Regions from separate parts of the Homo sapiens genome. Here region 1 is linked to region 2. The links are chromatin loops, found by intact Hi-C in ENCODE. Cell type or tissue: transverse colon. All regions are shown on one strand. Links, peaks and the distances in the headings refer to the core of each region. The heading gives the core; the rest is flanking DNA. Region 1 has its middle 66 kb from the start of ZNF507. Region 2 has its middle 8.4 kb from the start of ZNF507.

Evidence for each region. A loop is a pair of places that touch in the nucleus more often than their neighbours do. Peaks named below come from ENCODE experiments on the same cell type or tissue, not always from the same donor. Only the 100,000 strongest peaks of a DNase experiment are listed, where the experiment ranks them.
Region 1: it touches region 2 in a loop (16-fold over the local background); 4 of 110 quality-filtered maps call a loop at or near these places.

Annotation. Positions count from the first base shown.
Region 1 is chr19:32,277,662-32,280,587 of GRCh38, forward strand. No RefSeq gene overlaps it. Among named protein-coding and RNA genes, the nearest start is that of ZNF507, 66 kb to the right of the region's middle. In transverse colon, for the core only: no CTCF peak of the experiment used is centred there; no DNase peak of the experiment used is centred there.
Region 2 is chr19:32,335,703-32,338,628 of GRCh38, forward strand. No RefSeq gene overlaps it. Among named protein-coding and RNA genes, the nearest start is that of ZNF507, 8.4 kb to the right of the region's middle. In transverse colon, for the core only: no CTCF peak of the experiment used is centred there; no DNase peak of the experiment used is centred there; H3K4me3 peaks cover 396 bases; H3K27ac peaks cover 1,446 bases; H3K27me3 peaks cover 407 bases.

The sequences.
Region 1 (2,926 bases), core at 203-2,702, 58 kb before region 2:
TTGAGGACTAATGGTTTCACTGGTGAATTCTATTGGATATTGAAGAAAAGAACAATCCCAGTCTTACATAAACTCTCTCAGAAAATAGAGGATGAGAGAACATTCCTTCACAAGTTTTGTAAGGATAGGAGAATACTGATTCCAAACCTTACAAAGAAATTACAAGAAAGGAAAATTACCAGCCAATATTCTTTATAAACACAGCCACAAAAATTGTCACAAAATATTAGAAATAAAATTCTGTAATATAAAAAGAGAATAATACATCATGACCAATTAGAGCTTTTCACAGAATTTCAGGTTTTTTCAACAGTCATATATAAATCAGTGTAATGCACAATATTAACAGAAAAAGGGAAAGAAAAAATAATCTGACTAAATACAAAAAAAAGAACTATCAAGAATCAATATCCCTTTGTAGAAGAAATAAATTTTAACTAGAAAAACAAAGGAACTTCATCAATCTGATAAAGGACTTCTGATAAATCTACAACCAACATTATGCTTAAGGGTAAAATACTAAATATGTTCCCCTAAACATTGGAAACAAGACAAAGAAATTCTCTCCTACCATGTCTATTCAACATTGTCCTGGAGATACTAGCCAGTGCATTAAGAAAGAAAAAAGCCAAGATCAAAAAAGAAGTAAAACTGTATTCATTTACAGATAGTATAGTGGTTTATACAGAAGACCCTAAGGAATCTACAGAAAAATTGCTAGAACATCAGTAAACTTAGCAAGGTTGCAAGGTAACTCAGTATACAAAAATAAATAGTATTTCTATATACTGGCATCAGCAAACAATTGGAAATGAAGTTTAAATAATTTCAGTTATATTTTACATTTTTGCATTAAAAATATAAAATGCTTAAAAATACATGAACAAAGTAAGTACAAGATCTTTGAAAACATTAACAAGAGAAATTAAAGAAGTAAAGGTCAATGGAAAGGTGTACCATGTTTATGAATTGGAAGACTCAATATTGGTTGACTTCTAGTACTGGAGGACTCAGTACAAAAGGCTCAACAACAATATATAACTTCAATGCAATCCCAATCAAAATCCACAGACTAAATTCATTACTGAAATGAAAAGAATCTGTAATAGCCAACGTTGAAATAATTGAAAAATAAGAACAATGTTGGAAGACTAATACTATCTAATTACTAAACTAGAGTAATGAAGACAATAAGGTATTAGCATTAGAATAGATGAATAAATCAATGGAACAGAATAGACCCATAGGTACTGATTTTCATCAATGACACCAAGGTCATTCAATGAGCAAAATAAAGCATTTCAACAAATAGTGCTGAAAGAACTGAATAAATATATGGGGTAAAGTGAACCTCAACCCCTACTTCACACTATACACAAAAAAATCAAATTGAAACAGACTATAAGCATAAATATAAAAGCTAATACTGCCAGGTGCTGTGGCTCACACCTGTAATTCCAGCACTTTGGGAGGCTGGGGCAGAAGAATCACTTGAGCCCAAAAGTTCAAGACCAGCCACAGCAAGACCCTGTTTCTACAAAAAAAAATTAAAATATTAGCTGAGCATAGTGGCGTATACCTGTAGTCTCAGCACACTGGGAGGCTGAGATGGGTGGATCACTTGAGCCCAAGAGTTCAAGGCTGCAATGAGCTATGATTGCACCACTGCACTCCAGCCTGGGCAACAGTGTAAGAGACCCTGTCTCAAAAAAGTATAGTTTTATAAATACTATAATATTTACAATATTATAGTAATACTGTAATAATATAATCGGAGAATAATTCCATGACCTCTGGTAGACAAACATCTCTTAGAGAAAATACAAAAGGCACTCACTTTACAAGAAAAAATGATTAACAAATTGAACCTCGTGAAAGTTAAGAATTTCTACTCATCAAAAATTGCTGTTAAGAAAATGGGAAGACAAGCCACAGACTGGGGAAAAATATTCACAATTTGTGTATCTGACAAAGCACTTGTATCCAAAATACATAAAGAACTTAAATAAATCAAAAATAAAAGATTTGAGCAGACTTTTCCAGAAAAGATGTTTAAATGGCCAAAAAGCACATGAAAGGTGCTCAACATCATTAATCCTCTAAGAAATACAAATTAAAATTACAATGAGATAGTACTTCACAACCACTAGGATGGCTAAAATTAAAAAGACTGAGAATACCAAATGTTGGCCAGAATGTGAAACAACTGGAACTCTCATACATTGCTAATGGGGATTAAAATGGAACAACCAATTAGGAAAACTAGCAGTTTCCTGGAAATTTAAACATACACTTACTCTATGACCCAGCAATTCCACTTTCAGATATTCTCCCAAGAGAAGTGAAAATGTATGTTCACACAAAACTTGTCCACAAATGTTCATAGCAGCTTTTGTCGTAACAGCCATACAGCTGGATACAACCCCAAATGTTCATCAACAGAAGAATGGATAAACAAACTGTGGTGTATTCATGCAATGGAATACTACTCAGTTGATATGTACAATAACATGGATGAACCTCAGAAACCGTATGCTGAATGAAACCTGCCAGGCACAAAAGGGTACACGTTATGTGATTTTATTTATTTGAAGTTCAAGACAGATCAAAGCAATCTATCATGATAGAAATCAGATCCACTATGGGTGGTGGGAATTTGCTGGAATGGGGCACAAGGGAACTTTCTGGGGTGAGGGAAATTTCCATATCTTTTTTTATGTATTCAAGGGATACATATGCAGGTCTATTACCAGGGTGTATTGTGTAATGTTGGGCTTCTATTGAACCCATCACAAAAATTAACTCAAGTTGGATTAAAAACTTAAATGTAAGACCTCAAACTATAAAAATCCTAGAAGAAAATCTAGAAAAAAACTCTTCTGGACATTGGCCTAAGTAAAGAATTTATGACTAAGCCCTCAAAAGC
Region 2 (2,926 bases), core at 176-2,675:
ACACACACACACACACACACACACACACCCTTCCCCACCCACACACACACGACTGTACTCAGAGGAGCTTAATCAACACTGTTAGTTGACTGACTTACTGACAACAGACCAAAGGCTGCCTCTGAGACTGATGGTCAAAGCCATGAAGGCAAGAGATGTATTTAGTCTCCATTTAAAAGAATCTGATTCGGCTGAGCTCAGTGGCTCATGCCTGTAATCCCAACAATTTGAGAGGCCAAGGAGGGCAGATCACCTGAGGTTAGGAGTTCAAGACTGGCCAACATTGTAAAAGCCTGTCTCCACTAATATAAAAATCAGCCGGGCATGGTGACAGGCCCTGTTATTCCCAGCTACTTAGGAGGCTGAAGCAGAAGAATCACTTGAACCCAGGAGGCAAAGGTTGCAGTGAGCTGAGATCATGCCACTGCACTCCAGCCTGGGCAACGGAGCAAGATTCTGTCTCAAAAAAAATAAAAATGAAATGAAAGAATCTGATAAAAATATAAGGGAGCCAGGCATGGTGGCTCATACCTGTAATCCCAGCACTTTGGGAGACCGAGTCAGAAGGAGTGCTTGAAATCAGGAGTTTGAGACCAGGGTGGGCAACATAGCAAGACCCCCATCTCTACCAAAAAAAAAAAAAATTAATTAGCCAGGTGCAGTAGCATGCACCTGTAGTCCTGGCTACTCTGGAGGCTGAGGTGGGAGGGTCACTTGAGTCCAGGAGTTGGAGGCTCAGCTAGGAGTCAGTAGGTAGGATCAGGCCATTGCATTCCAGCCTGGGCCACAGAGAGAGACCCTGTGTCAAAAAAACAAAACAAAACAAACAACCATAGGGGAGAGATGAAATGAACCGCCAAAGACTTGCTCCACCGGCTCTTCAAAGGATGGGAAAAACCAAAAGCGGCTAGAACCTGAGGCCCCAGCCCCTCTCCGTGCAGGAAAGTTGGTTCTGTCACTCATGGGAAGAGTGGACCTGGATTAAACAGGAAAGCTGAGAAGGATGCCACATCCCTGGTTAAAAGGTCAGGGGGAAAATGAGTATATCAAGCAAACTGAGAGGTGTTGCAATTTCAGAAGCAAAGTAATTTTCTTAGATGACAGCATAAGCCACTTTCAGCTTTTTCTTTTCTTTGATCCATCAGCGTTGCCCTGGCCACCAACCAAGTTCACACAGTCCAAGCAGACATTCTGGATTGCATCAACATGTTAGCACTCTTCGTTTTCAAAATGTAGACCATATATAGCTAAGATTAAACCTGTAGCAACCAGCCCCTAGATGTCATTGTTGCTGCTGAAATATCAACTCTTGAGTCTTGGAATTTTTACATCTGAAGAGATAGCAGTGTTCATCTGAATAAGCCCCTTAAATAATGCAAATTCAATTCACTTTCGGTTTTTCAAAGCCAAGTCCAAAGTCTTCTGGACTTCTTAACCAAAATGCAACTAAATCTTAGGGTGTTAGCACACATTCAGTTGCCAACAAAATCCGCATTCAGGAAAAATAGGCTGAAAAACCCACGTAGTCGTATGTGACATTCCTAACGTGCTCACATCAAATTCCACGACATAAGCTGATTATGGAGTCGCTGGGCGATTCTGCCCTTCTTCTTTTCGTGTGTTGTCTGACTTCTGTGCCTGCCTCTGTCATCGGTGTCTGGAGCTCAGAGCCGTCTGTGCCTTGCGAACAGCAGCTTCCAATCAAGGGCGCGTGGAAGAGCAGAAGCGCCCACCCTGTTTCCAACAAGCCATTGAATGCGACATATTCTTTGTTCACAGTGTCCTTCAACTCCATCTCTTCCTTCCATTTCATATCATTCCAGTCCCAGTCTTTGCAAGAACAATACTTTATTGTTTACTGATTGCTTTCTATGAGTCAGACACACATTCGGTTCTTTAAACTTTTCAATGGCCCTGTAAGGTAGGTATGAAGTAACTGAGGCACAGAGAGGTACAGTAACTTGCCCAGGACACACAGCTAGTGAGTGCTAACAGGTTTTGAAGCACAGGGTCAATGAAAACCGGTCCACAGACTAGATTCTTAGGGCCTCTCTGTGGCCAACTCCCTTGTCTCTAACTGGATGCCACGTTTATTCTCTTTCCAAGCCTCCGGCCCTCAATCTCACACCCTATCTTCCCAAAAGATGCTTTTGAGTAGCTCCTCCAATAAACTTTATGCTTGGGAGCATGTCTGCTAAATGAAATCACTTTTTTCTTCGATCATTCAGTGTTTACTGAATGTAGCTACATTTTAGGCCCTGTTCTAGGCCGGAAGGGCAGGAGAGATATTGATGAACAAAACTGACAAGCTCCCCTGGGCTCTTGAAGCTCATTTCCCACCAGGGTAGACACGTGTTGAGGCAGTGATTACACATGGAATTAATGACAAGAGAGTGAAGTCCACAAAGACGCAGGAAATCACACAAGCAGAGCGCCCGACATGGGCCCTCCAACAGAAGGCCCTCAACAGAGGCCTGCTGCCTGTCTCTGCCTGGCCCAGTCCCAGCCCCAATCTGCCTTTCTGGCCAGAGCTCTTCCTGCTCCCCATACTGAGTCCTCCAACCCCAGCAGAGGGGTCTCCACGATCCAGATAGATGCCCTGTGTCCGTGTGCACCTCCCTGCTCCATTCAGGTTGGTCCATTTTCTTCCACGTGCCAAGGTGACCCATTCTTGAACTTAGGTAGCTCAGATTCTGCTTTCCCATTACCTGGTCCTAGGGATGTCCCTGCAGGTGGCCTAGAGATATGAGTGGAAGGAGGAGGCCTGATGCAAGAGGGATGGACATGGCAGCCTGACCACCTAATCATGAAGCTTCATGCACCCCACAGCTCCACTCATGCCTAATTCTGGATGCACCACTTATATCTGGCGACAGATTTCTACTGGGCCTTCCTGCCTTCTGGCCTTGTGGAGCTGAAGATGAGG